Regions from separate parts of the Homo sapiens genome. Here region 2 is linked to region 1. Evidence: chromatin loops called from intact Hi-C (ENCODE). Cell type or tissue: HCT116. All regions are shown on one strand.

Region 1 (8,000 bases):
AGATGGACATGGTGGCTCATACCTGTAATCCTAGCACTTTGGGAGGCCGAAGTGGGTGGATCATTTGAGGTCAGGAGTTCAAGACCAGCCTGCCCAACTCAGTGAAACGCCGCCTCTACTAAAAATACAAAAATTAGCCAGGCATGGTGGTGGGCACCTGTAGTCCCAGCTACTCAGGAGGCTGAGGCAGAAGAATGGCTTAAACCTGGGAGGCAGAGGTTGCAGTGAGCTGAGATCATACCACTGCACTCCAGCCTGGGTGACCGAGCAAGACTCTGTCACAAATAATAATAATAATAATAAAAAGACTGTGTTCTGCATCACCACCTCAGCTGTGTGGCTTTTGCCTTTTTCCTCGTCTTTCTCAGATCCACCTGGTCACATCCCAATTTCCCCAGGGCATCCGAAGCAGGTCTGAGCAGCCAAGGATAACTACTTAGTCTCCTGCTAGAAAATATCTCAGGTAGGTTGTATAAGGGAAGCTAAGTAAGCTTTCAGTCAACGACTTTCTGTTCAGTCTGCCCACATTGTTCTTTTTAATGTAGCCATTCAAGCTGTGATGCAAAACATAAAAATTGCCCTTATTACTTTGCATATGTTCTAGGATATGGTTGAAACATTTTTAGATTATTATTAATTATCCTTTGAATAATCCAAAACATCTTCAGGCTGGAGTGCAGTGGCGCTATCATAGGTCACTGCAGCCTCAACTTCTTGGGCTCAAGTGATCCTCCTGCCTCAGCCTCCCGAGTAGCTGGGACTACATGTATACACCACCATGCCTGGCTAATCTTTTTTTTTTTTTTTTTTTGAGACGGAGTCTCACTGTGTCTCCCAGGTTGGAGTGCGGTGGCGCGATCTCGGCTCACTGCAAGCTCCGCCTCCCGGGTTCACGCCATTCTCCTGCCTCAGCCTCCCAAGTAGCTGGGACTACAGGCGCCCGCCACTACGCCCGGCTAATTTTTTGTATTTTTAGTAGAAACGGGGTTTCACCGTGTTAGCCAAGATGGTCTCGATCTCCTGACCTCGTGATCCGCCCGTCTCGGCCTCCCAAAGTGCTGGGATTACAGGCGTGAGCCACCGCGCCCGGCCCTGGCTAATCTTTTAATGTTTTTATACAGACAGGGTCTTGCCATGTTGCCCAGGCCAGTCTCAAATTATTGGTCTCAAACAATCCTTCTGCCTCAGCTTCCCAAAGTGTTGCGATTACAGGTGTGAGCCACTGAACTGGCCAAGTATAATTTTCAAAAGGTCTTCTTCAACCTTAGATGTGACTGTATTATCATTTGGGATCAATGTCTTCCTTGGGCAAATATACCTTTGGTTTTATAAGAAAAATCAATGGCAAAATACATTTAGTAAAGAAAAAAAATCATCTAGGACAACTTTTTTTTTTTTTTTTTGAGATGGAGTCACGCTCTGTCACCCAGACTGGAGTATAGCGGTGCAGTCTCGGCTCACTGCAACCTGCACATCCTTGGTTCAAGCAATTCTCCTGCCTCAGCCTCCCAAGTCCCAAGTAGCTGGGATTATAGGCACCCGTCACCACGCCCAGTTAATTTTTGTATTTTTAGTGGAGACAGAGTTTCACCATATTGGCCAGGCTGGTCTGGAACTCCCGACCTCAGGTGATCCACCCACCTCGGCCTCCTAAAGTGCTGGGATTACAGGCGTGAGCCACCACACCTGGCCAGGACAACATTTTTAATAAAAGTGTGTTCCTTAAGGTGGAGGATCCCTTGTTACCCTGTAATCAACTCTCTAATATTTATACTACTAATTTTTGTCTTATAATTTACTTATTTCTCCTAAGTAAAAAATATGATATTCAACAAATATTGATTAAGATATTGACATATTTGGATCCTTTTCTTTCCCTTGAATATCAAAGTGTACCTAGATTCTAGAAAGTCACCATGTTTCACCGAAAATGAAGGCATACTTCAAAGGTCTACCTAGGGTGAAAGTTTTCCTTATTTCCCTAGCTCTGCACTTACAAAACTGCATTTTTCTTCTTTCCCTTCATCTTCACATCTATTCTCACGGAAGAGCCGTCTCTTCTGCAGCACCTGCCTTGGGAACTGCCTCTCAGTTTTCAAAGCTCACCTTCACACAGCCTGGTGTGTTTCAGGTGACAGGACAGATGCTCTGCTTTTAAAGCAGCTTCCTTGCATTAAGGGTCGGTTTTGAGCCAGGCACAGTGGCTCACTCCTGTAATCCCAACACTCTGTGAGACTGAGGTGAGACGACGGCATGAGCCCAGGAGTTCAAGACCAGCCTGGGCAACATAGCAAAACCCCCATCTCTACAAAAAAAATTAAAAATTAGCCAGGAGGGGCTGGGCACGGTGGTTCACGCCTGTAATCTCAGCACTTGGGAGGCTGAGGCGGGCGGATCACGAGGTCAGGAGATCAAGATCATCCTGGCTAACACGGTGAAACCCCATCTCTACTAAAACTACAAAAAAATTAGCCGGGCGTGGCAGCCAGCGCCTGTATCCCAGCTACGCGGGAGGCTGAGGCAGGAGAATGGCCTGAAGCCGGGAGGTGGAGCTTGCAGTGAGCCAAGATCGTGCCACTGCACTCCAGCCTGGGGGACAGAGCGAGACTCCGTCTCAAAAAAAAAAAAAAAATTAGCCAGGAGGCTGGGCGCGGTGGCTCACACCTGTAATCCCAGCACTTTGGGAGGCCACGGCGGGCGGATCACGAGGTCAGGAGATGAGACCATCCTGGCTAACACGGTGAAACCCCGTCTCTACTAAAAATACAAAAAATTAGCCAGGAGTGGTGGTGGGCGCCTGTAATCCCAGCTACTCGGGAGGCTGAGGCAGGAGAATTGCTTGAACCCGGGAGGTGGAGTTTGCAGTGAGCCGAGATCACGCCACCCCACTGCACTCCAGCCTGGGCAACAGAGCAAGACTCCATCTCAAAAATAAGTAAAAAAAAAAAAATAGCCAGGCATGGTGGTGCATGCCTGTGGCCCAGCTACTTGGGAGGCTAAGGTGGGAGAATCACTTGAGTCCAGGAGGTCAAAGCTGCTGTGAGCCGTGATCACACCACTGCACTCCAGCCTGGGCAGCAAAGTGAAACCCTGTCTCAAAAAAAAAAAAAAAAAAAGTGGGTTTTGCTTAAGTTTTCTACCAGCCTTTTCAGCTGTTGGCTAAGAACAATTTATACTATTGGGATTGGTTTCTGTAGGTAGCTGACTTACCTTTGTTTGCTTCATTTCTGCCACAATTTTTCTCAAACTAGAAAATCCAGTCTTCTACTTCTTGAGGCCAGATTCCTATCCCTTGGCTGCAGAGACACCTTCTGGTTGAAGTCCTAAACTACATGATGCGTAACGAATACTCCCTTTTCTTTTCTGCTAAGGAAGGCTTTCTAGTCCTTTCTATTTAAACTGTAGGCCATTGAAAACCACAAACCCGTATAGGAGCCAGAAAGCTGGAATCCGAATGGAAGCTGGCTTCAGGAAGCTAGATTTCTTTATGGCCAAATACAAAGTACAGTGGGGGCCAGGCGCGGTGGCTCACGCCTGTAAACCCAGCACTTTGGGAGGCCGAGGAGAGCTGATCACAAGGTCCGGAGTTTGAGATCAGCCTGACCAACATGGTGAAACCCGTCTGTACTAAAAATATAAAAATTAGCCAGGCGGGGTGGCACACGCCTGTAATCCCAGCTACTCAGGAGGCTGAGGCAGGAGAATAGCTTGAACCCGGGAGGCAGAGGCTGCAGTGAGCCGAGATGGCACCACTGCACTCCAGCCTGGGCGAAAGAGTGAGACTCCGCCTCAAAAAAAAAAAAAAAAGAAAGTACAGTGGGGTAGGCTTACAATTGTGTTTTAGGCTTAAGTAGCAGTCCATGCTGTGTGTGTTTGTGTGTGTATGTTTTGAGACGGAATCTGGCTCTATCACCCAGGCTGGAGTGCAGTGACATGATCTCAGTTCACTGCACCCTCCACCTCCGGAGTTCAAGTGATTCTCCTGCCTCAGCCTCCCAAGTAGCTGGGATCACAGGTGTGCACCACCACACCCAGCTAATTTTTGTATTTTTAGTAGAGACAGGTGTGGTTTTCACCATGTTAGTCAGGCTGGTCTCAAACTCCTGACCTCAAATGATCCACCCGCCTTGGCCTCCCAAAGTGCTAGGATTACAGGCTAGAGCCACCACGCCTGCCTTTTTTTTTTTTTTTTTTTGAGACGGAGTCTTGCTCTGTTGCCCAGGCTGGAGTGCAGTGGTGCAATCATAACTCCCTGAAGCCTCCAACTCCTAGGCTCAAGCTATCTTCCCACCTCAGCCTCCTGAGTAGCTGGGACTGTAGGCATATACCACCACACTTGTCTTAAAAAAAAATTTGTCTTTTGGTTGGGTGTGGTGGCTCACATTTGTAATCCCAGCACTTCGGGAGGCTGAGGCAGGTGGATCACCTGAGGTCAGGAATTCAAGACCAGCCTGGCCAACATGGTGAAACCCCATCTCTAGTAAAAATACAAAAAATTAGCCAGGCGTGGTGATGCGTGCCTGTAATTCCAGCTACTGGAGAGGCTGAGGCAGGAGAATTGCTTGAACCGGGGAGGTGGAGGTTGCAGTGAGCCGAGATTGCACCATTGCACTCCAGCCTGGGCAACAAGAGGGAAACTCTGCTTAAGAAAAAAAACTAAGGATGAAGTTATTTCCATTTATTTTTATTTAAAAAATAATTTCATTCACTTGGCACATTTAAGAGCCAGGTCTGTTATCTTCTCTGGAAAATCACTCCTACCTAATGAGGTCGTTAGGAGAATTAACTTATAAATATGTAAAGGGACCTAGATTAGAGCCTCGTACATCCTCCCTCTAAATTCCAAAAGTAGGTAAACAATAACATACTGGTTTCCAAATCACTTTCAAAAGATTAGGAATGATTGAGAATAGAATTAGGGCTGTGAAAATGGATTAACTTCAGAGTTAAAAGAAAGTTGTGGTTTAAATGTTTCGATTTGGTTTACTAAACATGCATAGTTCAATCTGTGGAATGTGGATATATTTGTGTTTGTGATGCAACTCTGCATGTCCAATGAAAACATTCTTACTCTCAAATTTCATAACGTAGTTGTTATCCCCACTTTATAGATGGTCAACTTACTTTATCTATCTGATGATTGGCTCCTACAGCCAGTAAGTGGTGAAGCTGAGATGTAATTCCAAGGCTGCTGATCTCCAAAGCCAGTTGTCTTTCCAAATATTAGAATATACTAGTGTCTGTGGTCTGTTAAAAAAAATGATGACAGTGCCTTTTTAAATAAAATTTAAAGCATGTACATGAAAAATACTAAAACACTTATATAATTGCTATGTAACAATCTGCTTAACAAATTGTGTGCACTCCCAAACTTTCTGCATAATGCAAGTGCTTTGTGAGAAGTCTATATGAGCTCTGTGGGAAAGATCCAATCCTGGTGGCATTTTTTCCCCTAAAATTTATTTAATATAATATATGTAAAAAACAACAAATTATATGTATACCATTTGTAGGTATTGTGCAATAATCTGCTTTTACACAGTGAAACACTCAGCCGGGTTTGGTGGCTCACACCTGAAATTCCAGCACTTTGGGAGGTCAAGACAGATGGATCACCTGAGGTCAGGAGTTCAAGACCAGCTTGGTCAACGTGGTGAAATCCCACCTCTACTAAAAGTACAAAAATTATCCAGGGATGATGGCAGGCACCTATAATCCCAACTACTCGGGAGGCTGAGGCAGGAGAATCGCTTGAACCTGGGAGACAGAAGTTGCAGTAAGCAAAGATCGCGCCATTGCACTCCAGCCTGGGCGATAAGAGCGAAACTCTGCTTCAAAAAAAAAGAAATGAAACACTCATATATGACTTTTAATTGTTTTCCAAAATAAAACTAAAATGTTCTAAATTTATTATTTTATTTATGTTTTGAGACAGTGTCACTCTGTCATCCAGGTTGGAGTGCAGTGGCACAATCTCAGCTCACTGCAACCTCTGCCTCTGAGTTCAAGTGATTCTAGCGTCTCAGCCTCCTGAGTAGCTGGGATTACAGGCATGTGCCACCATGCCTGCCTAATTGTTTTGTAGTATTTTTAGCAGATAGAGTTTTGCCATGTTGGTGGGGCTGGCCTTAAACTCCAGAACTAAAGTGATCCGCCCACCTTGGCCTTCCAAAGTGCTGGGATTACAGGCATGAGCCACCACGCCTGGCCCCATTTAGTTTTTAAGTTAAAAATAAGGGCAGGAGCCGGGAGAGTAGTGCCAACTATAGTCCCAGCTACTTGGCAGGCTGACACAGGAGGATTGCTTGAGCTCAGGAGATCAGCGCTGCAGTACGCTATGATCACACCTCTTAATAGCCACTGTGCTGTGCTTTAGCCTGGATAACAGAGCTAGACACCATCTTTTTTTTTTTTTTTTTGAGATGGAGTCTTGCTCTGCCAGGCAGGCTCGCGTGCAAGGGCACAATCTTGGCTCACTGCAACCTTCACCTCTTGAGTTCAAGTGATTCTCCCACCTCAGCCTCCTGCATAGCTGAGGCTACAAGGTGTGCACCACCACGCCTGGGTAATTTTTCGTGTTTTAGTAGACATGGGGTTTCACCATATTGCCCAGGCTGATCTGGAATTACTGAGCTCAGGCAAACCTCCAACCTCGGCCTCCCAAAATGCTAAGATTACAGGAGTAAGCCACTTTGCCTACTCAGAGACACCATCTCTTAAAAAAAAAAATGAGTGGGCAGGACATGATGACGAAGGGTAATAATGTGTTCGGAATTGGTGGATTCTTGGTCTCACTGACTTCAAGAATGAAGCCGCAGACCCTCGCGGTGAGTGTCACAGTTCTTAAAGGCGGCGTGTCCAGAGTTTCTTCCTTCTGGTGGGTTGACGGTCTCGCTGGCTTCAGGAGTGAAGCTGCAGGCCTTTGCCATGAGTGTTACAGCTCTTAAGGCAGCACGCCTGGACTTATTCGTTCCTCCCGGTGGATTCCTGGTCTCGCTGGCTTCAGGAGTGAAGCTGCAGACCTTCGCAGTGAGCGTTACAGCTCATAAAGCCAGCATGCACCCAAAAAGTGATCAGCAACAAGATTTACTACAGAGAGTGAAAAAACAAAACCTCCACAGCAAGGAAGACTACCCAAACGGATTGCCACTGCCTATTCCGGCAGCCTGCTTTTATTCTCTTATCTGCCCCACCGCACCCCCCCTACCCTGATTGGTCCATTTTACAGAGAGCCGATTGGTCTGTTTTACAGAGAGCTGATTGGTCCGTTTTGACAGGTGCCGATTTGTGTATTCACAATCCCTTAGCTAGACATAAAGGTTCTCCAAGTCCCCACCAGATCAGCTAGACACAGAGTGCAGATTGGTGCATTTACAAACCTTGAGCTAGACACAGGGTGCTGATTGGTGCACTTACAAACCTTGAGCTAAATACAGAGTCCCGATTGGTGTATTTACAATCCCTTGGCTAGACATAAAGGTTCTCCAAGTCCCCAATAGACGCAGGAACCCAGCTGGCTTCACCTAGTGGATACTCCACTGCATCCGCAGGGGGAGCTGCCCACCAGTCCTGCGCCCTGTGCCCCCACTCCTCAGCCCTTGGGCGGTCCATGGGACCAGGCGCTGCGGAGCAGGGGGCGGCACTCGTCGGGGGAGGCTGGGGCTGCCCAGGAGCACACGGCGGCGACGGGGAGGCTCAGGCATCGCAGACTGCAGCTGCAGCTGCAGACCGAGCCTTGCCCCACAGGGAGGCAGCTGAGGCCCGGGGAGAATTGAAGTGCAGCGCCGGCGGGCCGGCACTGCTGGGGGACCTGGCGCACCCTCCTCCGCTGCTGGCCCGAGTGCTAAGCCCCTCACTGCCCGGGGCGGGAGGCGCCGGCCGGCTGCTCTGAGTGCGGGCCCACCAAGCCCACGCCCACCAGAACTCAAGCTGGCCCACAAGTACGGCAGGCAGCCCCGGTTCCCGCTAGTACCTCTCCATCCACACCTCCCTGCAAGCTG
Region 2 (8,000 bases), 120 kb after region 1:
CCCAATGGCCCCAGAGAGATCTCCCGACTCAGCCACTGGAGAAATTTGATACCACCTGGCTCCAGCCCAGCTCCTGCCTAGAGCCTCCTATGCCCACACTATATGGTTGCGGGCAACAGGGACAGGCAGGGAGCTCTAGGAAGATGGTCTAGAGGCCTGCCTTAAACCTGCTGGGATGGCGCTAAGCCCAGCTGGGTGTAGGCGATCGTCTTCAAATTCTTTAAATGGGTTCCACAGGTTAGAGAAGCTCCATGACCCTGCTCGAATTTCATTTGCTATGGCTCCAATTATAGCTCCAGAGAAAGAGCTCTCTCTGGTGTTGACATGAGACATTCCCCCACTCCTCTTCCCACTCATCCCATAAAAACGACAACCAGACTAGCTTTCCTCCTGAAGATGCACATGACCAGAACTCACAGTATTTACCTAAGAGCTGAAGGGCAATGGAATTAGGAGTTTTTTTTAAGTCCACAGAAATTAGCAAAAGCCCAAATTTTACCAAAGGAAGACACTGCAAAGAAGTTGTTTGTGCATTTCCTTGAGTGTGAAAAAGTTGTTTAATCCATGTGACACTTAGTTTCTTTTTTTTTTTTGAGAAGGAGTCTTGTTCTGTCACCCAGGCTGGAGTACAGTGGTGCAATCTTGGCTCACTGTAACCTCCGCCTCCTTGTTTCAAGCGATTCTCCTGCCTCAGCCTCCCAAGTAGCTGGGATTACAGATGCCCGCCACCACACCAGGCTAATTTTTGTATTTTTAGTAGAGACAGGGTTTCACCATGTTGGCCAGGCTGGTCTTGAACTCCTGACCTCAAGTGATCCATCCGCCTTGGCCTCCCAAAGTGCTGGGATTACAGGAGTGAGCCACCATGTTTGGCCCCATGTGACACTTAGTTTCTAAAAATATGTATATTCGTCCTAAATCCAAATTTCTAAGATAAAAGCATTCCCAAGATGTATTCAGAGTCCCCGAGTCTACTACTCCAAGGGTGGCATGCCTTAAGACATCCAGCTCTGTGGGGGAAGAGGAGCCTGAGTGTTGGGGCGGGGAAGCAGGGAACAGTGAGAAGCGCTGTGATGTCTGAGACGTGAAGTCTTGTGGGAAAGGGGCAGGCCGTGGAGGGCCCGGGAGGCACTCACAATGCTCCGAAGCATCTTGTCCCCACCACTGAAGGTGACTGCCAGCATGGAGGCACATTCTTCTGCATAGAAAGGCATGCGTCCCTCCTCATCCACAGCTCCTAGGGACAGAGGAGGGAGATTAGAGCTGAGATGCAGAGGGGGTCCTGTGGCAGGGGCTTGCTAATGTCAGTTATCTTGGAGTTACCATCCTGGGGGGCTGTCCTGAGTTTGAAACATGATCTGAGCGGCCCACGTCCCTCAGAGCAGTCCTGATCCTCTTCTGAACAGGCAGTCTCAAGTGGCAGAGGGCATTCTGTGCCGCAATACCATTCTTTCAGTAGGCTCTGGGGTACAACTGGCAGCCTTCTACCTTCATACCCACTTATTCATTCACATGCTTACTGTTTTCAACATTCATTACCCATCTACTGTGGGTCACACCCGTGCCAGGCATCAGGGCCATATGGAAAAGGCCGCAGTCCTAGTCTCGAGGAGCCTAGAGTCAGGTAGAAGTCAGGTAAGTAAATAAACACATGCTAACTGGGAGCACAGGCAAAGGGCACTTAATTTAGGCCTGTGGGGAGTCAGGGGAGGCTTCCAGCAGGCAGAAGGTGGCCCACAGAAAGACAGGCCAGAGCAGAGGCCTAACCAGCTGTGGTGGGGTGGAGGCAGCTCGGTGATCTCCAGATGATGGCTTGAAGGTGTTCCCAGGGTATGCTGACATCTAAGAAGTCCCAAGGTCCTCTGCAAGCAGGGCTAGTCCTATCTGAGCCCAAAGAGATTATTGTGCTCACACATTTAGACACACACAGAAGCTAGGACAAGACGTGTGATGCCCTAACCCTTCGGTGACACACACACAGGAGCACAGAAACATTGGGTGACTACCTATGGTGACGGTGTAGATGGAGTTGGCGTAGCCATCGTAGTTGCAGTTGTCGTTGTGTTGGCCTCCGTTGCCACTGGCTACCACAAAGATGCTCCCAAAGCCCTGGCGACCAGCAATCACCCCATGTTGTAAGGCAGCCTGAGGAGCCAAAACATCAGGGTGTCAGTTGAGGAACCCACAGAAAGACCTCCGCCTACCACATCAGTCACCCTCTCCACCCCTTCTAGAAACAAAGGGAAAAAAGTTCAAAGGGCACTGGGCATGGGGGAAAGATTGGAAGATGGACCCCGCATGTGAGGGAGCTGTGAGTTGACCCAGGATGTGGGGCAGCTGTGAGTTGAATGATGACTGATGGACACCCTCTGCTTATCAGAGGACAGGGTGGGGCCAGGCATGGGAGCTGAGGATAAGATGAAAGGGAAACAATCTCAAAGCACTGTTCCATTTCCCTCTCTAGGAACAAACGTCCCCTAGGCTTCCTGCCCCGACGTTAGGTGTTCTCTTCCTGAAAGGAGACTGAGCGTGGAGGTGGAGTGGGAAGATGGGTCAACTTGCAGCAGTTCTCCCGGGACTGTATGAAGAGGGCATCCCGTTTCTCAGAGTCTTTGTGCAGGCCAGTTACCTTTCCAAGCTGATGGGGGCCATCCACTGTCTTCCCATCGTCATCTGGTCCCCAGCTGTTGAGAAATAAATACCTAGAGGGGACAGCCAGAGCCAGGCTGCGGCTACCCACCCAGCGCCTCCCAGTCTCAGCTGGCTGCCCTTTGACCTGCAGCTCTTAACTCCTCCCAAGGGTTCCACTTAAAGGCTTCCGTGATTAAAAGGCACAGGGTTCAAAGGTCCATCCCCTCTCCAAAGTGGAAAACAGAAGTGTGCTAAGGCTCTTCTTTTCCTTGTGAATGTCCCCATAGCCCATAGTGGCAGAGAGGGACAGAGGTCACTCATCTCCTGATCTAGGGATCAGAGACATGTAGACCTTTTTTTTTTTTTTTTTTTCTCCTGAAACGGCGTCTTCCTCTGTTGCCCAGGCTGAAGTGCAATGGCGCGATTTTGGCTCACTGCCACCTCCACCTCCCAGGTTCAAGCGATTCTCCTGCCTCAGCCTCTGGAGTAGCTGGGATTACAGGTGCCCACCACCAAGCCTGGCTAATTTTTGTATTTTTAGTAGAGATGGGGTTTCACCATGTTGGTCAGGCAGGTCTTGAACTCCTGACCTCAAGCAATCCACATGCCTCAGCCTCCCAAAGTGCTGGGATTACAGGCGTGAGCCACCGCACCTGGCCCAACTCGTAGGGTAGAAGGCAGAGCGCCCATGAACTTCTGTGGAAGCTCTTGGTTCTCAGGTTGAGGAGTTCTCTATTCTGTCTCTATCGGGAAGTGTACCCTGTGGATGATGTCATGGATTTAAGGGAGGTATGTCGGGGGAGGAACAGGTGCCATCAATGCCATGTGGGCCCCCAACCCCATTTCCTTCTTGTCCAGTCCAGCACAGCCATGCCCTGAAGGTGCAGTGCATTGGCGTGGGGTGGGGGATTGGTGTTGGGCATTCAGCTGGCCTGTGGATGGAGAAGAAAGCCCGCTTTCTTGCAGAGGCCTTAGGAGTTTAGAAAACAAATAAATGTGCACAGGCCAGGGCTTCTCATGTGGCAATCTGATTACGGGGGTGACGGGGGCTTAAGGTTGAGTGCCCAGTGGCTGGGAATCTAGAGAAATGAAGGCAATGGACTTATTAGCTGAACCCAATGAGGAGACCCCTGCTCCGGCCTAAGTCAGCCCACTGGTTGGGATTTTGTTGGCGGATTTGTCCCAGGTGCTCCAGGCTCTTGCCCTCTCATCTGCAGCTCTGCCTCACCTGCAGCTGTAGATGTCATTGATCTGATAGTGCTTGTTGAACGCCACTGCCTCCATGCTGTCTGTGAGAGGTCCATCCAGTACCCGGATACCTAGGCAATGAAGGCCACAGCAGCTCCTCACTAATGCTGGTCTCCTAGCCGGGGAACTGGGAGGTGGGGAGCCATATGTGGGAGACTTATTTTTCCCTACATGCTCTTTGTACATTTTGCTTTTTTTTTTTTTTGAGATAAAGTCTTACTTGTCACCCAGACTGGAGTGCAGTGGCATGATCTCGGCTCACTGCAGCCTCCACCTCCTGGGTTCAAGCGATTGTCTTGCCTCAGCCTCGAAGTAGCTGGGACTACAGGCGCATGCCACCACACCCGGCTAATTTTTGTATTTTTAGTAGAGATGGGGTTTCACCATATTGGTCAGGCTGGTCTCGAACTCCTGACCTCAAGTGATCTGCCTGCCTTGGCCTCCCAAAGTGCTGGGATTACAGGTGTGATCCCCATAGCCCCCACGCCCAGCCCATTTTGCATTTTTACACCATGTATACGTATTACTTGTCCCCCCACCAAAAAAATATATATATAGAGAGAGACAAAGTCTGGCTCTGTCGCCCAGGCTGCAGTGCTGTGGCACTTTCAGAGAAGGGACTTGGACAGGGTTTCTGGCTCCTCCGGTCTCATTTATGGAGAGCTACTGCCCTCTGCTGGAGTATAAGAGGAATAGTCTGTTCAGTCTGTAGGTTCCCAAGCACATAAGGAGTTATGGTGAGGGCTTCCCCATTCATTCCCTTCACCTTTTGCCTTGATGGACAGACGTTGAGTGTGAAAGAACCACAGAACCACCTCCAGGGAGGAATAGGGCTGCTCAGCTCCCCCAAAAGGATGGAGAGCAGCCCGTGACCATCAGTGGGACTGGGAGCTGGGGAGCTGGGGAGCTGGGAAATGCAAAGGCTGCCACCATAGACGTATCGGATCATAGAGGAAAAACCGACAAGAAGGCACTTTGTAATTTATGGAACTATAAATAGAAAAACATGTTTGAAACACCACTGCACTGAAAAATCAATGAGCTGATATGTCCTACAGACACCTATTATAAACTCACCCTTGCTCTATGCTATGTGTGTCAGCTGGGCTATGGGATAAAGATGTTTCAGAGTAGGGAGGGGTGCAGGAAATGAAGACTGTGGTCACAGGAGCAGCCTACCAAGGCTAGGCTGGAGGCACAAGTTACCTGCGATGCGGCTCCCGTAGGCCACGCCCACGGCACAGAAGCTGTTGTTGGGCACAGCCGCGATCTCTCCTGCACATCGCGTGCCATGGTGGTTGCCATTCTCCACATCCGGGTGGGGCATGGGGTCAGGGTCATTAGAGTTGAGGTCATAGCTACCCTCAGGGCTCTGAAATATTTTGGAGGTGACATGTGGTCATTCACTGGTTAGAGGGGATCAGGTCCTGGGGTTCAGGGACAGAAAGGAAATGGGAGTTTGGGAATCGAAGCTAGGGCGATAAGCTCATTTCTCATCGTTTCTGTTTTTGAGATGGAGTCTCACTCTGTTGCCCAGGCTGGAGTGCAGTGCCACAATCTCAGCTCACTGCAACAACTGCCTCCCAGGTTCAAGCGATTCTTCTGCCTCAGCCTCCCGAGTGGCTGGGACTATAGGTGAGCGCCACCACACTTGGCTAATTTTTGTATTTTTAGTAGAGACGGGGTTTCACCATCTTGGCCAGGCTGGTCTCAAACTCCTGACCTCCTGATCCGCCCGCCTTGGCTTCCCAAAGTGCTGGGATTACAGGCGTGAGCCACCGCGCCCGGACCCAATAAGCCCATTTCTATCTGCAAACCACACTGGCTAAAAGATATGAGCAAAGGACACTGGGGCAAAACTGAGAAGTGCCACAGCTCCCAGCAAACTTCTCTTGCCCATTATGCGAATGTGCCTACAGCTCCACGGCTTGGGAAACCTGGAAAAAAGGCAGGTAGGGCTCCCTAGAGGCCACGCTTTAGAGAGAGGAAGGCACTCGGATTTCCAACAAGAGGGAAGTTGCCTGCAGGGGCCACTCCTTACTCCTCAGAAAAGGACTAGAACTGAGAGCAGGATTGTTCTTAGAGTTAGAGCCACCTGCTGTGCCTTGACTGGCTAGCTAGGGAAAAGAAGAGGATGAACCCCATCCCACCTCCCAGGCTCTTTTATTTGGCCCAAAGACCTCTAGAAAAGGGGACAAGACTGAGGCAACATCAAGAAGGAGGTAAGACGTGGGGAGTGAGGGGTGTCGTTCCAGGGCCACTCACATAGTTGGGTGCAATGTCCTGGATGGTGTGTTCCACTCCGTCATCCACTACCACCACCGTCACCCCTCGCCCAGTCACATTGCGTTCCCACACACCCGTCACGTTGATGTCCCTGCCCGGGCTCCGTCGGTTATTCTGTAAGAGAGACAGGATGGGAATACAGTGACACATAGCACAGCCCAGAGGGAGATGAAGTTATAGCTAGCAGCCCCTTTTCACCCTTGGCCTCCACCAAAGAGCCAGACAGATTGCAGACCAATAGGTCAGGTGGGAACAGAGTCAAGGAGGAGCAGGTGAGAGCTCTGCCACAGCCTTGGATTCTAGGAAAGTTTGTCATCAGTCATGGGGGATTCGGGATAAAATGGTAGCTAGGGTGAAGGGTTGGATGATACACTTCTTTTTTTTTTTTTTTTTTTGAGACGGAGTCTTGCTCTGTCACCCAGGCTGGAGTGTGGAGTGCAGTGGCAGGATCTCGGCTCACTGCAAGCTCCGCCTCCCGGATTCACGCCATTCTCCTGCCTCAGGCTTCCGAGTAGCTGCGACTACAGGCGCCTGCCACCACGCCTGGCTAATTTTTTGTATTTTTAGTAGAGACAGGGTTTCACTGTGTTAGCCAGGATGGTCTTGATCTCCTGACCTCGTGATCTGCCCATCTCGGCCTCCCAAAGTGCTGGGATTACAGGCGTGAGCCACCGCACCGGGCCAGATGATACACCTCTTATGCCAATGGTAGTATCGTATCACTTATGTCATAGTGTTTACCATGTGTCAGGCATGGTTCTAAGTGCTACACATGTATACATTCACTTACCCTAACCATAACTCTATGAGGTAGGCACTATTACAATCTCCACTTTACAGATGGAGAAGCTGAGGCACAGAGTTTAAGCAGCTTGCCCAAATGCACATGCTAGTAAGTGGCAGAGCTGGACCATGAGCCCAGGCAGCCTGGCTGCACCATCTGTGCCCTGAGCACTGTAGAACACCGGCCTCTAGAAGACAGTAGAAGGGAGGGAGAGCCTAGGGAAACACCACAGAACCGGGAAATGGTCCCTCAGGCAAAGGATGGAGGTGACTGAAGAGTGATATAGTCAAAAGCCCATTAAAGAACTGGACTGGAACCTACCCACCTGAAACTGCAAACTGCAGGACTGGACTCACCAGGTGCCATTGCTGCGGGTACTTGGGGTCGTTGAAGTGGACGCTGCGCTTGGCCCGCCTTAGCAGCCTCTGCTCTGAGTGCCAGCGCACAGCTTCATGCCCAGCCAACACAGCCTCCACCTGCTGCCGGATGGCCTCCACCTCCAGGGCCGGCCTGTGCCCAGCAGGCTGGACAAAGAGGTAGTGCCCCTGAAGCTCTCCGATGCGTCCAGCATTCACCAGCCCTGCTGCCTGGGCCAAGGCATCCGCCTGCTGCTCCAGAGTCTCTTCCTCCCCGTCACCTTCCAGGCTTTCCAGGTGCACAGCCCAGCTCGGCCCCCCTGTGCCCTGGCCATCAGGCCCACCTGTCCCTGCCAGGCCCATGACCCAGGGAACCAGTAAGAAGAGCCCGGCTAATTCCAGCCAGAGGCAGGTGGGCAGGCCCAGGGGGGCATCCAAGTGTGGCACTTTCTGCCTCCCCTTCGGCATCAGAGCAGTGGACTGCAGACAAAGAAAAAGGATATGGAAGAGATCAAAGAGCTGGTAACTGCAGGAATCTGAGAGGGAGATGCTGAGCCATCCATGTGTTCCCCCTGGAAGTCCCTAAGCCATGCCTTTTAAATTGTGAAACATTTGATCTTCTCTTTTTGTTCACATTTATCCCTGACCAACAGGGATAAGCCCCCAGGTGGAGTGTGGGCCAGCACTAACACCAG

Evidence for each region. Hi-C counts contacts between places; a loop is a spot of excess contacts. Peaks named below come from ENCODE experiments on the same cell type or tissue, not always from the same donor. Only the 100,000 strongest peaks of a DNase experiment are listed, where the experiment ranks them.
Region 2: a loop joins it to region 1, with 8 times the contacts of the local background. A loop is called at or near these places in 55 of 110 quality-filtered maps.

Annotation. Positions count from the first base shown.
Region 1 is chr11:117,102,856-117,110,855 of GRCh38, forward strand. No RefSeq gene overlaps it. Among named protein-coding and RNA genes, the nearest start is that of SIK3, 8.4 kb to the left of the region's middle. RefSeq lists a silencer at 6,323-6,557. In HCT116, a CTCF peak has its summit at 3,314 (motif pointing left); a DNase peak (open chromatin) is centred at 3,346.
Region 2 is chr11:117,222,072-117,230,071 of GRCh38, forward strand. PCSK7 (proprotein convertase subtilisin/kexin type 7) reads right to left here. Exons shown (of 17, transcript NM_004716.4): 3 at 7,306-7,785; 4 at 6,145-6,279; 5 at 5,086-5,251; 6 at 3,860-3,950; 7 at 2,630-2,684; 8 at 2,007-2,145; 9 at 1,137-1,237. The coding sequence starts at 7,773. Among named protein-coding and RNA genes, the nearest start is that of PCSK7, 6.0 kb to the right of the region's middle. In HCT116, a CTCF peak has its summit at 4,572 (motif pointing left); a DNase peak (open chromatin) is centred at 4,530; H3K4me3 peaks cover 300 bases; H3K27ac peaks cover 678 bases.